Linked DNA regions of Homo sapiens: region 1 is linked to region 2. Evidence: chromatin loops called from intact Hi-C (ENCODE). Cell type or tissue: A673. All regions are shown on one strand.

Region 1 (8,000 bases), 980 kb after region 2:
TACGGTTCAAGGATGAACGACTAAAGTGATTCATTCCTGTATTTGACAGATATTTATTGAATGCCTACTTCATGCCAGGCATAGCTCTAGGCAGTAAGGATAAGACATATCAGTTAAGGAAAAAATGTAGATACTAAATAATAACTTTAATAATGTTAAAGTAACAATAATAATATTTTATTATGGTAATAACATTAAGAAAAAAGTACTAAAGTAATGTATTTATCTTATTTAGGTAATAATTATATTATTATATATAGTATACTATTATAAATAATAATAATAACTTTAAGGTAAGGTAATAAAGGAATATTTATTGCCTTCTAGTATATTAGAAGGTCAAAAGGTCAATGGGAAAAATGGAGCCGAACCAAGGAGATTATGGCTGTTGCAGGGAAGGCCATTGCAGTTGAAAAGGGCGGTCAGGATGGTTCTCATTGAGAAAATGACATTTGAGCAAAAACTATTAAAAGGTGAAGGAGTGAGCACACATATATCTGGGAGAAATGTATTCTAGGCAAAGAGAAAGGGCAGTGGAACTGACAGATTTGAGGACAAGCTAGGAGGCCAATGTGATGGACCTGATAGAACAAAGGAAGAAGAGTAGCTGTGGATGAGGTCGGCAAGGTCCTGGGGGTCCACCCTGAGTCTGATGAAGGGTGCTGCTGGAGAGCGTGTTCTAGCGGAGGGTCCCAGTGGGACTCACATTTTAGTGGCATCACTCTGGCCACTCTATGGCAAGAAAACAACAGGGTGTCAGGGGTGGAACTGGGGGACCCTGGCGGCAGCGTGTTCTTGATGGACTAGTATGGAAGGTATGCAGGGACGCTGGATATATTTTCAAGGTAAAGGCAAAAGAATTTTCTGAAAGATTGAATTTGGGGCGTGAAATAAAGAGGAGGCTCAGATGACTCACTGTTTTTGTCCTAGCAACTAGAAGGATGGAATTGTCATTAGCTGACATGAGAAATAATGTGGGTAGAGCAGGATTGGGAGGAAAGAGGAAGAGTTCTGTTTTGGGCCACGCTGAGTTTGAGTTAGGCATTGGAGTGTAGCTTCTGAGTAGACTGCTGGTTATTGCTGGCAAGGGAGAGGTCAAAGCTGGAAATATAAATATGGTATTTATCAAAATAGAGATGATATTTGAAGGTGTGAAACTAAGGCAAGATCACCAAAGGAGTGAGTCCTGATAAAGTAGAGAGGCTGAAGGGCCAAGTCCTGGGAAGTGCCAATATTAAGAATTTAGAAAAAGAGAAAGAGGCAACCAAAGAGACTGAAAAGGAGCACACATTGACTAGAAGGAAAATTAAGAGACCCTGACCTCCTAGAGATCAAGTAAATAAAGTCTTTCTAAAAGGGATGATAACTCAATTGTGTCAATTATTGCTAATGGGTTTAATAAAGATGAAGAGAGAGTTGACCATTGGCTTCAGCATCGTGGAGATCACCATGTCCTCTGCTCTCACCCCCAGCCCACCCAGCCTGCCTCCTTTGCATGCCATCATGGCATGATCTGCTTATGTTGCTGCATCTCCTGCAAAACATTTTTCTGTCTGCCATCCTGCAGGCACGCTCACTTGTGTGCTTATGCAACATTGGTGAGCACCTCCCATGTGCTAGATGGAATGAGTATGCAAAGTTAAACTTGGTATTTTTCTACCCTCAGATGTCTTACAGCCTAAGGAGAAAAGCAAGGTGTCTAGAATCTGTTACAGCAAAAGAAAGGGATTGAGGGATAGTAAAATTATGAGAGTTCAGAGGACAAAGAAATTTTCTCTGGGAGTCAAGGTTGAGTCCATGGCTGAAGTGGCCTTTAAATTCGGCCTTGAATGCTGGATAGGATTTAGAATTAAACAAATGGAGGAGAAAGAAGAATATTTTAGAAAAAGGGGCATATAGGAGTAAGGGCATGCAGGTGGGAAGGCTGGAAAGGGGACCCTGGGCTGAAGGCGTGGCATACGGAGGAGAAGGAAGAGCGGAGAATGAGGCTAGGATTTGGGCCAGGGACTCAATGAAGAGGGCCTTAGAAAATAGAAGCTGGGCTTTATTTCTTAGTCAGTGGAGGAATCATTAAAGGTTTTTGAGCCATAGAGTGATGCAATAATAGCCGTGCTGCTTTGGGAAGAGTCATCTGGCTGTGTGTGCAGAACTGTCCAGGAGAAAGATAATAAGGGCCTAAATTAGGGCAACAGAAGTGGGAGCAGAGGAGGGGGCGGATGTGAGGCACTGTAGGATCAGAGTTCACGGGCTCAGCACTCCAGAGGGATAGGCACATGGTGTGGATCTGGGTCCCTGGGCCCTCCCTGAGAAACTCGTCAGCCTTTTGAGGTCAGTGGCCTCGGCTGTCCCTTGTGCTTGTCATCCCCACCCCCACCCCATCCTCTTCCAAGCCCATGTGTGCTCAAGCTTCACCTCGTTAATGAAATGAAGCTGCTTATTTTTGGAACTCTGTGATTAACATAGTTTCTGTGTTTAGGAAACAAAAGAACCCTGTGCATTTCAGGACTCTCTACCTGCACTGTGTCCACCTAAAAAGGTGAGAGCTGACGCATCCAGGTCATCTCTGGCCTCCAATCTCTGATCTTCTGTTGCACCTGATCTGATCCAGTGCCTGCAGCATCACCAGTAATTTTGAGCAAAAGCAGCTCTGGAGGCCCAGAGAGGGCGATACACAGTGCCACCCAACCAGCAGCACCAGAGGAAAGGCCAAGCAACCAGATGGGGCTCTCCACTCTGCCTCCATAAATCTAGGCAGGCTGCCTGCCCATTTTCCCTAGAAAACCAGCCTAGTCGCTTGGCCAATTGTGCCAGAAGATGGAAGCCCTCTCAATGCCTTGTGGTTCTCCCAGTCCCCAGCCAGGGCCAGCTGGGGCATGGCAGGCTATGGCCCCCAATGGTATCATCACTGATTTCAGGAGGCTAGAACCCTAGCGCTGTGGGGGAGGGGCTGGCCTGCTGCCAGTCCCAGCATCCCAATTCCTATGGCAGTGCAGGGGGAAGAGCCTCTGTGGGGGCGAGGCTGGCTTCCTCCTGAATCTGCCCATAAAAGGATAAAAGTGCTGCTATCTAGTCGGCATTGGTAGGATTGCTGATGATAAATTTTTTAAAAGTGTGGATTTTTCCCCCTTTTTGCAAGGATGTGTGTGTGTGCGTGCAGGCGCATGCATGCGGGTGTGCCTGCATTCACACAGTTTGCAGCCTGTATGTGCTAACAGATGGATTCAGCCTCATCTTTTATCCGGTGTTACAGAAGATAAAACTGAAACTGGATGATATGCTGCCTCTTCAATTTAAAAGATAAAAAATAAAATAAAAAAGCTCTTAAAGGGAAGCCCTTATGGTGGAAAAGAGTGGTCCAAAATATTGTCAGGCTTTACTCAAAAGGCAAAGAACAGCAGAGCCATTCGAAAGTAATTTTTCTCCCTCCTCCCTCTCTGACTTATCCAAAATATATCATCTATGTGTCAGAAGTAGGGCAAGCTTTAAGGCTATTATGAATTATATATCAAGGGATATCATTTCCCAGGAGTCTTGAACAAATGCCCAATGGTTTAAATTTTACAGACACGCTCTTCCCCCCAGTGGCAGCAATTTCTGTCACTGCAGTCTTCCTGAGATGGAATGGGAAAGTGTTTTGCAAAATGCACAATGGGACGTTATGCTAATAAAGGTAATTGTGCAGTGGTTGGAAACCATTCCTTCCTGAAAGAGGCTTTTATCCTCCACAGACTGCCCCACACTGCAGGTACTTAGGCAGCAGGCTGCTTCCACTGGTCTTGCCTTCTTTTAGCTGGAGTCAAATACATCCAGGGTGAGGGCAGATTGAAAGAGGGAAACTGAAATCAACTGGGCATTTCTGTGCCCATCGTGTAAGACAAAGACCTTGCCATTTCATCTGAATATCAGATATTCTTTGCCTATCTATTTATTATTCTCTAAGATTCAGGAAGAGCTTTGTGAAAGTCATTCTTTTATCTAAAATTGGAAACATACATTCATTGGCGAAATAAGAAAGGTGGGTTTGAGGGTCTTGGTATTTTGCTTCCTTACCGCTATTGGATGGATCAGAAAGTTAGCCCAGAACATGGGAGACGAGGACGAGCGATTACCAGAGTGCATTGCTGGGCAGGGCCTTCCAGACAGTAACAGCGACAGCTGCAGGAAGTGGCTTTCTCCGCTCCATGCTTCATACTCTCCCTCCCAATTTATTCTTTTGAAGTGGATATTTTAAAGTTCTGAGATTTTCTGTATGCAGCCTTGAGAGAATCCAGATATAATTATTTATGTAAGTTTGTCGTTTTCTTAATCTTTAATAATTATTTATTAATTATCTCACTTTATTCTTATAACACTTTTGAGATATGGAGGGCACATCATGTTTTTCCCATTTTAGAGAGAAAATAATTGAAGGCTTGGTGAAGTCACTTGAGTAAGGGCACTACTGCCAGAGTAGTGATATTACATAGATACAGATATAGATCTACACACACAACACTCCACACTCACACGATATAAAATACAAACCTGACAATAGCACCCTGTCTCTGCAAAATAATAAAAGGTAAAACCCTACGTTCAAAATGCAGATTCCTTTACAAGTATTTGCTAGGCCCTCTGTGGTCCGCCCAGCCCCTGCCTCATGTGCGGTGCAAGCCTCCCTCCCAGTCCAACCCATCAATTTCTTATGCTCCAGCCACACCCCTTCATGCAGAGTTCCTCACATGAGGAGGTTTGTCACTTGTTCATTTTCAAGGCCCGTGCTCTGTGCCTGAACACCCTATTCCTACTTCACATCCTCACAGCATCCCTTAGTGGTGCATGGAATTCACACTCTGATTAGGCCCCAGCCCCTCCAGGAAGCTTTTCCCGGCCAGATCCCATCACACAGGTGGAGTCCGGTGCCCACCACGGATGCTTCCACACCAGCCTGTGCAACTGCCACACTGTACTTAATCGTCATTTCCTGTGTTTATATTTCCTGGAAGCTTACGGGCTGTTAGCAAACAAGATGGAGGTACCATACCTTGTTCTCTGAATCTTCATCCCCAGGGGTGGAAGAAATTCAGGAAACCAGTAACAGCCTGCAGGGTGGGCTCCAGTGAGATTCCTTCTCCTTCTTACTGCTCCTCTGTCTGAATGAACCTCAAAGGCTTTACCTAACAGGTAGGCTTCGGTAACTGTGTGCTATTCAGGTGTGTGGCTCCTTCCAAACCCCAAGATGAGGTCACAACTGCCACCCCACCCATCACCCCCCGTTACCCAGGCCCTCAGCACCACACTTAGCAGACATGTTAATGAAACATACTGATTTCCAGGGTCTGTGGCATCTGATTGGTCCCTAAGTGGACACAGTCCCTGGTGAAGGACACAGAGTTCAGGATCAGACACCCTTCTGCCATTGACTGGCTGTGTGATGTCAGAAAATTCACCTGAGCACTCTGGACCTTTGTCTCTGCATCAGTAAAATGAGAGTGGTAGATGCTACTTGAAGCTATTTTGTTAATGAGAGATTATTTTGTATAATGAAAGGTACATAAATCATATGCATAAGTATTTGCCATTATTAGCATAAAAAAATTCAAGTTTGCAATCCAATATATTAGGGGTTTGTTAATTAATAATATGTGGCAAAATTATTTTGTCATTACTGAAGAAGTCATTGGCTTAGTCAGTTCAGGATACTGTAACAGATTACATAGACTGGAGTACTTAAATAACAGAAATACATTTCTCACGGTTCTGGAGGCTGTGAAGTCCAAGATCAAGATGTGGGCAGACCTGGTGTCTGGTGAGGGCTGGCTTCCTGGCTTGCAGATGGCTGTTTCCTCATTGCATCCTCATATGGTGAAGAGAGAAAAACATCATCTCTGTTGTGTCTCTTTTGAGAAGGCCACTAATCTTATTCACAAAGCTCCATCCTCATGACCTGATTCTTCCCAAAGAATCTTCCCTCACCTCCAAATACCATTACATTGGGAATTTAGGCTCCAACCTATGAATTTAGGGGGATACAAACACTCAGTCCCTAGAAGTCATCTTGTTGCTGCTTTAGATATTACAACTTTTAAGTTAAAAAGAAAAGAGTTTGATGAGCACTGCAATCAAAGAAATCCATTAGCTGTTTGGCCAAACAGATTTCTTTATCTCACTCAGCCTGGGCATCACAAGATCCACTGTGCTGGGATGTGGATGTGAGGAATGAATGACAGAGGAGTGATGAAAGGGGCCAAACTCAGCCCAGGAGATAGCCAGCTCCTGGTGTGTGGGGGTTTTGGAAATTTCTTTTCTATTTTTTGTTGTTTGAAATGGGGTCTTGCTCTGTCACCCAGGCTGGAGTACAGAGGCATGATCATGGCTCACTGCAGCCTCAACTTCCCAGGCTCAGGTGATTCTGCCACCTCAGCCTTCCTAGTAGCTGGAACTACAGGCGCATGCCACCATGCCCAGCTAATGTTTTGTATTTCTTTCTTATTTTTTTTTTTGGCAAGGGGTTGGGGGAGAGATAGGATCTTACTACGTTGCCCAGGCAGGGGTAATTTCTTTCCCTGAAGTTGTCCTACTTCCAACCTGTGGCCCTAGGTCCCAGATGGATTGTAACCAGCTTGTCCGGAGTTCTGAGTAAGCCTTGCAGAGGGAGTGTAGAGACCTCAACAAAAACATTTTCTCTGAATAGATAGGTGACTCAGCACTGGACACCAAGAAAGCTGCATTTAGCTGAAAGTCAGTAAGAAACTCGGGACCGGGCCTGGGGCAGTTGGCCTCCTATCCTGGACCATGAGCTCCTCATTCACAAAGCAAGGGGCTGGGCAGAGAGTTGCCCAGGTGGCTTCCAGCTCTGGCATTCAGTGCATCTGAGTGAGTTGTCATTTATAGACCAGGAAGGGCGAAATTATCCCCATTAATCTGCTCACAGTTCTGGTGCTTGAGAAGCCACTGGGTCTTGCCACATCTCGAATTAGCTCTGGGCCCTTGGGCTTTTAATTAAAGGGCTTTGTGAGTCGGATGGTTTATGGTCAGATTCAGATCTTCAGGGAGACACAGAGGGAGGTCCTGTGTTCTGTCATCTGCTTGTTTAGAAATCAGCTGCCACTCTCAGTGTGAGAACTCAGAATCCGGAGTCTTGCAAGGGACTTCCAGCAACGGCTGTGGTTACACCTCACCCCCTACTTTCGCTGACTCCAGACCCCAGAGGCTGAGGGACAGTAGATATGCTGCCTGCCATTGCCTCTTTCCTTGTGCATGTCTGAGTGGTGCCAGCCTGATCAGATTCTGTTGCAGTTCCCCGTGCTTGCCACAATGTCGGTCGCGTTTCTTATCCAACGCTGTTTCTGCTTCTGGTGGTTTGTGCTAAATGCATTTTCAATCCCAAGTGGTACAGAGAAGAAAAGGATTGTCTTTAAAAAGTGGCTTTGAATGTGTCGAAAGCAAGGTTGCCTGCTGTGTGTTTTTGACAATTGCCTCCCCAGAGGAGCCTTTGAAAACCTCACTTTTCAAGACGCTTCAACTCCTATTAGAAAGTGACTTAAATAAAATTGCTCTTCTGACCATCGCGGCTCTGGATGCCAGGCTAGTGATTATTTGTCTAATCTGAGTCTCCAGGGCTAGAACTTCACACCGTGTCTTTTCACTACCCTCCCAGAGGAGGTGAGAGGAGGTGAATAGACACTTGTCAGATTCTTCTGCCTGGTGTCACTGTGGGGGGATGCACACACACTGGAGTATAGGCTTGCTAAAGAGAGACTGCATTGCTATTTCAACTAGACACGTTTACTTTTCCCGCAAATGATTACTGAGCACCTATGGTGTGCCCGGTACCATGTTAGGGCAAGAGATCTACCTCATCCTTGCATTGTAAACCTGTAGCATCCGTGGCAATGTTTTACACCACTGCCCTCCCAGGGTTCCTGCAAGCTGACTCCTTTTATTTTCCTTGTGCATGCTGATGTGTTCAAGGTATTTCAGTGGGCTACTGTGAGACTATCTCCCCATCAGGATCTCTC
Region 2 (8,000 bases):
TAGGAGGCTGAGGCAGGAGAATCACTTGAACCGGGAAGGCGGAGGTTGTAGTGCGCTGAGATCTCAAAAAAAAAAAAAAAAAAAAAAATCAGCTAAGGAGATGCTGTAACCTGGCCTAGTTCCGTAAGGAACTTACTGAAATTCCCTTTTCTCTATATCTTCCCTGCCTCAATACATGAAGGAGTGGAGGAGCTGCTTAGTAGTAGAGGAAGGGGTGGGTGCCAAGTGCTGATCCTTGACACATTGTCCCGCCCCCAGCCCCTGCCTCCTAACTGCAGCCACAGACAAGGCAGCCTGTGCTGGGGAGGGAAGGAGAGCACTGAACTGAGCTGGAGGTGGAATTTTTTAAAATGAGTAAGACTGTCTTAAATACCTGAAATGAGTCTGTTCTGATAACCAATAACAGAGAGTGTCGCTAATTTAGGGAATCTTGCCAAGATGCTGTCAAAGCAACTATTACAAAGGAGATAATAGTTCATCATAGCACAATTGCTATATGGAATTATAAGGAAAAAATAATTTCACATTTGTATGTTCAGGAGTAGAGATTTCAGGAAACCTGGTTTCCAATATCAAGCCCACGCCAGCTGCTACTGGCATGGTAACCAGGGTACTTTGAACTGAGCCCTGTATTAGTCTGTTTTCACACTGCTGATAAAGACATACTCGAGACTGGGCAATTTACAAAAGAGGTTTAATTGGAGTTAGAGTTCCACGTGGCTGGGGAAGCCTCACAATTATGGTGGAAGGCAAGGAGGAACAAGTCCTGTCTTACATGGATGGCAGCAGGCAAAGAGAGAATGAGGAAGATGCAAAAGCGGAAACCCCTGATAAAACCATCAGAGCTCGTGAGACTTATTCACCACCACAAGAACAGTATGGGGGAGACTGCCCCCATGATTCAGTTATCTCCCACCAGGTCCCCCAAAACACGTGGGAATTATGGGAGTATAATTCAAGATGTGATTTGGGTGGGGACACAGAGCCAAACCATATCGAGCCCCATAGTAGACATTTCACACAGGCGTTTTCTCATTTAATTATCTTAATTATTTGAATATTACCTGTTGCTGCTGTAACACATTACCTCGACCATTTTGGTTTAAAGCAATACATTCATTATCTTATAGTTCTGGGAGTTGGAAGTCTGACATGGGTCTTCTCTGGGTTACCATCAAAGTGTTGGCAGAGCTACATTCCCTTCTGGAGGCTTCAGGGGAGTGGATTCCACCCCCTCTCCTTCTCTGGCTCTAAGAGGCTGCCTGCATTCCTTCACTTGTGGCCCCTTCCTCCTTCTTCAAAAGCAGTGGTGGCAGACGGAATCCTCACATTGAGTCACTCCAACCTTCCCTTCTGCCTCCCTCTTTCACTTTAAGGACGCTTGTGATTACATTGAGCCCACCTGGATAATACAGAATGCTCTCCCTATATTCAGGTTAGCTGATTAGTAACCTTAGTTCTATCTACTACCATAAATGACCTTTGCCATGTAACATAATATTTTCACAAATTCTAGGGGTTAGGACATGTATACCTTGGGGTGAAGGGGGGACACATTTTTCTGCCTATTACATTTGTTCCTTTTCACATTTTATGCATGAGACAAAAGGCACAGAGAGATGAGGTGACGAATCCATGGTTTCCCAGCGAGTGAGCCTCAGACCTGGAGATAATCACACACTGGCCCCAGCTGTCCACACAGGCATTGTTCCCTAAAAGCACTGCTGAAATTGATCAGCCAAAATCAACCCTGGCTTTTAACACAGAAACAAGTGTAGGAGACTGTGCTCTGTGTCTTCCTTGAAGTTTCCTTGCAGAAATTAGAGTTCCTGATCTGCTCCTTTAGTCCTCATGATAATTCACCATAATGTGTTTCTATCACAGAATTCCAGTTGGTTCTTGGACTTGAATTTGGCCTGTGGCACGTTTGGACCTACACTACCTTAAGTTGTAGCTAGCGACACTATGAATCTAACAGATATTTCCCATCACGTTTACTCTTAGAAGCCATCCTCACCAGGGAATCAATTAACAGTCACTTCTGTTTCCTTATTATTTAATGTAAGCTATTAATTCTTTAATTTATCTGGAATTTATTTGGTGTCTGGTGGAAGGAGAGGATCTGAATTTATGTTCCACTCTCCACAAAAATTCAACTGGATATCCCAGCAGCCTTTAGTCTATGATAGCATTTGAGCATATTTTCCATTCTTATATATGCTAGGGGTTGCTCTGATTTTTTTTTTTTTTTTTTTTTTTGAGATGGAGTCTCACTCTGTCGCCCAGGCTGCAGTGCAGTGGCATGATCTTGGCTCACTGCAAGCTCCGCCTCCCAGGTTCACGCCATTCTCCTGCCTCAGCCTCCCGAGTAGCTGGGACTACAGGCACCTGCCACCACTCCCTGCTAATTTTTTTGTATTTTTAGTAGAGACGGGGTTTCGCCGTGTTAGCCAGGATGGTCTCGATCTCCTGACCTTGTGATCTGCCCACATTGGTCTCCCAAAGTGCTGGGATTACAGACGTGAGCCACCGTGCCCAGCCGGGGTTGCTCTGATTTAACTGTTCTTGCCATTTTTCTGTTGTGGCATCAATACCGTACTGTTTTAATTACTGAAGTTGTAAAGCATGTTTTCATTTATGACAGAACAAGTATCCTACTTACTTACAAGTCAGCTGGTCTCTCTCAGCTCTTTACTCTTCGAAGTGGACTTTAGAATGATTTTAAATTCATATTTAATTACATCTATTCAATTTTTTTTAAGATATTGATATAATTATGAAGTATTTATAGCATTTGTAATGTTAAACTGTCCTTAAACTCCTGGCCAACTAACAAGCTTATCTCATTGTGGTGGATGATTGCTTTAATATGCACTAGCTATGGATTACTGAGACAGATAAAAAAGGATCCCTGGAGAATCTCTAACCCACCCCACAAGTGTTTATACCAGATGCTTTTGTGTAGATGAGGGAACCTGCCCAGGGTGGTTTGGACATGGCCACAGTGGATTGGAGCCCTCCTGTGCACTGGGAGGACCAGCTGGAAGTTCACGCCGTTTGCAGCAGGGAGGAGCCTGGCCTCTCCTGTTCCTGTGTGGGGACCTGGGATTTGATCTGTGAGGCAGGAAGTTGTTGGCAAGGCCCCCTGTTGCTTTGCTGAGTTTTTATGTCTTTTTCCTTTTCACCCAGTGAATTCCATTTTCCTCACACTTCTATGTGTCCATGAGCCTAATCTTTCCTGGTCATATGACAAGAGCCTGGTTTTAGCTGAGCTAAGGAGAAAGTGCTGCAACATTACTAGGATTCATTGAAGATCTTTCTTTCTTTTCTTTCTTTCTTTCTTTCTTTCTTTCTTTCTTTCTTTCTTTCTTTCTTTCTTTCTTTCTTTCTTTCTTTTCTTTCTTTCTTTTCTTTCTTTCTTTTTTTTTTTTGAGATGTAGCCTGGCTCTGTTGCCCAGGCTGGAGTGTAGTGGCGCGATCTTGGCTCACTGCGACCTCCGCCTCCTGGGTTTAAGTGATTCTCCTGCCTCAGCCTCCCAAGTAGCTGGGATTACAGGCACCCGCCACCATGCCTGGCTAATTTTTGTATTTTTAGTACAGACAGGGTTTCACCATGTTGGCCAGGCTGGTCTCGAGCTCCTGACCTCAAGGGCTCCCAAAGTGCTGGGATTACACGCGTGAGGCACCATGCCCAGCCTGATTTTTTTTTTTTTTTTGAGATAGAGTCTGAAGATTTTTATGTTCATGTTCAGAGGTAAAATTTGTAGGATGAGCTAGTAGAAGGCTGCCTGCTTTGGAATACCTCTGGATTTGATGTCTGTGATAGATGAGTGGAAAAGGAAGGCAAGGAGAGGGACTCAGAAAAATTGAGGAGAATGAGGACATGAGGCAAACTTCACTATCAGCCCAGCCTCTCTCATTATGACTCACCAGGATCTTCCCAGCAGCCCAGAAGAATCCAGTCTAAAAATCAGGACGCTCCCCTGGAACTGTTAGTTTTGGCTGGGTGCGGTGGCTCATTCCTATAATCTCATTGCTTTGGGAGGCTGAGGCTGGAGGATCAGAGTACCATACCAGCTTGGTCAACATAGCAAGACCCTGTCTCTACAAATATTTGAAACAACAACAAAAAAATTAGCCAAGTGTGGTGGCAAGTGCCTATAATCCCAGCTACCCAGAAGGCAGAGACAAGAGGGTTGCTTGAGCCCAGGGGTTCGAGGCTGTACTGAGCTATGATTGTGCCATTGCACTCCAGCCTGGGTGACAAAATGACATCTCCTCTCTATTAAAAAATAAAACAAAAGAGTAGAGGCACGGTGGCTCATGCCTATAATCCCAGCACTTTAGGAAGCTGAGGCGGGCAGATAACTTGAGGTCAGGAGTTCGAGACCAGCCTGGCCAACATGGTGAAACACTGTTTATACCAATAAATACAAAAATTATCTGGGTGTGGTGTTGTGCGCCTGTAGACCCAGCTACTCGGGAGGCTGAGGTGGGAGAATTGCTTGAACCCGGGAGGTAGAGGTTGCAGTGAGATGAGATTGTGTCATTGCACTCTAGTCTGGGTGACAGAGTGAGACTGTGTCTCAGAAAGAAAAGAAAAGAGAAAAGAAAAGGAGAAAGAAAGAAAAAGAGAGAGAGAAAAAAAGAAAGAGGAAGAAAGAAAGAAAAGAAAGAAAGAAAAAGAAGGAAAGAAAGAAAGAGAGAGAGAAAGGAAGGAAGGAAGAAACTGTTGATTTTTAGAGAAAGAAACTGCTGATTTTTATAGGGCTGCCTGGTGAGATTCCCTGTTAAGTGATATGCTAGGTATTGTTTTTAAAGTAGCTTTCCTTCATCAAGTTCATTCTTGTATATAAAAATGACCATACTGCTCATGACTCACCATTATGTAACCATAAGTCTATTATAGTTTTCCTATTAACTTGCTTTATTCTACTCATCAGCATTTGATTACACAAATATTCTCTTAAGGTTTTATTATGCTTGGATGTGAGAGGAAGAAGTAGCATTCCTTTGAAACAATGTAAAATTCAAATTAGCCCTCCCCAGTGAGTTTAAATTGAGAGGTTTCATTCTACTTTTTTTCTGAATTTATCGGGGTTAGTCTGTACTGTTTTACACTAGCAGATGAAGGTTGTATGATCTTTGCAATTTTTTTTTGTACTATATTATACCCTCTTTTATTTCTGAGGCTTAGAATCAATTTGTAGCGTCACTCGATAAAAGACAATAGTGGGTGTGGAATTCTTTTTCTCAAAAGATAATATCATGAATAGCATAATGCTCACCTTCCCACCCACTTTCTCAGGGGAAGAGTGATGACTGCATTCTACTGTGGCCCCTTTGTTTTAATTAGAGGCTTCGTCTGTGGGTGAGGAATCCTGGGCTGGAGGCAGCTCGAGTCCCCCATCCAGAAGCCTTCCACGTGGGAGGCGCACTGAAAGCACAGCAGATCTTCCCTGAGAATGAGGAGGCGGGGCCCCTGCACCTCCCATCTGGATACCCTCCAGGTTCCTGCTGGTATTTCTGCCTCTAGCCTGCCCTTCTCGCTTTGCCAATCCCTTGTCCAGACTGCTTCCAGAATGAACCACTTAGAAAATTCCATGAAGCCATCCTACCCATGCTACTTAAAACCCTTCACTGGTTTTTCATCACTTTCTGGAGTTGGATCCCCATGAGAAGGGCCTGGCTCACGTCTCCAGGGTTTTGCCCGTTCATACAGTGGTACCCTCTCTGCCTGACGGACACATTAGGCATGAGCAAAATGAACTTCTGTGTTTCCCAATGTGCCTTCCAGGATATGACCTGTAATTTCTTACCTCCATGCTTTCCCCATTGCAGGAAGGCCTCCCTCTCAAATGCTTTCTATCTCCTGGCATTTTCTTACAGATGCTCTAGCACTCAGTTCATATAGAAAGATTGAACTCCAAGCTAGGGCAAGTGCCCTTCCCCTATGCCCTCTCAAGACCCTGGGCATGACTCCACCACACATTATTGTAATCACTTAGAATGGCCCTGTAACATTGCTGGGGGCCTTTTGGGGGGGGATTGCATTTTTTTTTTTTTAAGACTGTAACAAACAAATTATTTGAATCCCCGGTGTCTAGTACCATTCCTGATCATAGTATATGCCCAATAAATCTTTATTCAGTGAATGAATACGTTACCCTCATTCCTCAGGTGAGGAAATGCATAAGGAGGGAGGCAAATGATGGAGCACAAGGAGGGAGCCCTGGATGGGGAGTCAGGACCATGAGTTCTAATACTGTTTGTGACCTGGTTTCTCTACTTTCCTGCCTAGAAGCTGCCTTTTCTAAAAAGGCAAATAAGGGAAAATTGAACAAGTTGAGGTCCAGTGCCCAAACTTTCCACCAAAGCACCCTTAAGAGTAGAAAATACCTGAGACCTCAGAAGGCTCGGGGGCTGCTGAGTCTGAAGTTTCGCATTTGAGTTAATATTCATGTAAAATATGTGTTATGTGCCCTAAAATGTCTCCTTTTAAAAACTGAAATGTGTTTGCAAAACCCATCAGTTAGTTAACTTAAAAAACCACCCCTCAATCTCCAAGAAAAATTAGCCTGCTGAGAAGATGGACCAAGATTGCCCGCTCTCTACCTATACCCAGGCCTCCACCATGTGGGTAACTTGGTTAAAGACAGATAAAAGAAGGAAGAATGCTGATTCTGGATTCAGAGAAGACCAGATCCAATTTCAGTTGTGTTACTTATTAGCTGTATTACTTCAAATAAGCTGCATAACCTCTTTGGGCACTGGTGGTATCCTCTGTAAAACTGGGGAGATGGCAGCCTCTTGGACCTTGTGAGGAGCTTGTGAAGCATCCTGGGAGAGCCCCTGCCGTGTGGCACACAGTGGTTATTCAGTATTGGCTCTCTTCCTTCGCCCCTGACTGTCAGATTCTCTTTGGAAGCTTCTCTTCCCAACCCCGACCCCACCACTGATTCACTGGATCATGAGAGAATGATTACAAGCAGCAGTAGGACCAAAGTGCTGGGGGAATTTTCTGGTGACATATGGAAAAAACATATGCCTGGAGCCATTCCCTCCTCTGCCTTCCTTACCTAAGCCCACTGGCCCAATTCACTGAACTCCTCATGTCTAATTTCTTCATGTGTAAATGTGGATAATTAAGGCATCCTTGTAGAGCTTTAGTGAGGATTAAATCAGTTAATATGTGTAAAAATCTAGCAGAGTGCTTATCACATGTTAGGTGCTCAGTCTGTCGGAAATATTATTATTACTCTTACAATAATGGTTATTGAGGGCCCATATTCACAGAACCTGGGCAGAGGAGGCAGAATGATGCTCTCCCCTCAGAGATGTCTACATTCGAACCCCTGAAGTCTGTGAATATGTTACCTTACATGGCAAAAGGGACTTTGCAGATGTGATTAAGTTAATGACCTGCAAATGTGGAAATTATTTCTGGATTATCCAGATGAACCCAGTGTAATCACAGAGTCCTTACAAGAGTCAGAGAAGGGGACGTGACAGTGTAAGCAAAGCAGGCAGAGATTTGAAGATGCTAAGCAGCAGAATTTAAAGATGGAGGAGGGGTCTCAAGCCTCCAAATGAGAACAGCCTTGAGGAGGTGAGAAAGGTAAGGGAATGGATTCTCTCCTAGAACCTCCAAAAGAAACCCAAGCCTAATGAAATCTGTTTCAGATTTCTGGCCCCCAAAAGTGTAAGATAATACATTTGTGTTGTTTTAAGCCATCAGTTTGTAGTAACTTGTTACAGCAGCAGTAGGAAACTGATACACCAGGTGACTACATCCTTGAGCACAGACAGCAACATTGACCACCAAACTCCTCCTCTGCTTAGCAGGTACCAGGACAAGAGCTGGTCCTCTCACACTTCCCTTATCCCCCTCCCCATATTCTTTCCCCGGGTACTGCTGCTTTCTGGGGTAAGAAAGGTGCTGCCATGCTTGAACTGTGCCACTGGAAACCACACCTATTCTTCCCTGGAGAAAGGTAGAG

Evidence for each region. Peaks named below come from ENCODE experiments on the same cell type or tissue, not always from the same donor. Only the 100,000 strongest peaks of a DNase experiment are listed, where the experiment ranks them.
Region 1: a loop joins it to region 2, with 3 times the contacts of the local background. A loop is called at or near these places in 1 of 110 quality-filtered maps.

What each region holds. Positions count from the first base shown.
Region 1 is chr2:16,635,278-16,643,277 of GRCh38, reverse strand. All of the region lies in intron 1 of CYRIA (CYFIP related Rac1 interactor A), which reads left to right. Among named protein-coding and RNA genes, the nearest start is that of CYRIA, 27 kb to the left of the region's middle. In A673, CTCF peaks have their summits at 3,595 (motif pointing left) and 7,307; DNase peaks (open chromatin) are centred at 3,107, 3,607, 4,127 and 7,017; H3K4me3 peaks cover 946 bases; H3K27ac peaks cover 7,379 bases.
Region 2 is chr2:17,617,929-17,625,928 of GRCh38, reverse strand. All of the region lies in intron 2 of VSNL1 (visinin like 1), which reads right to left. Among named protein-coding and RNA genes, the nearest start is that of VSNL1, 81 kb to the right of the region's middle. In A673, no CTCF peak of the experiment used is centred here; DNase peaks (open chromatin) are centred at 3,138, 4,908 and 5,448; H3K27ac peaks cover 1,624 bases.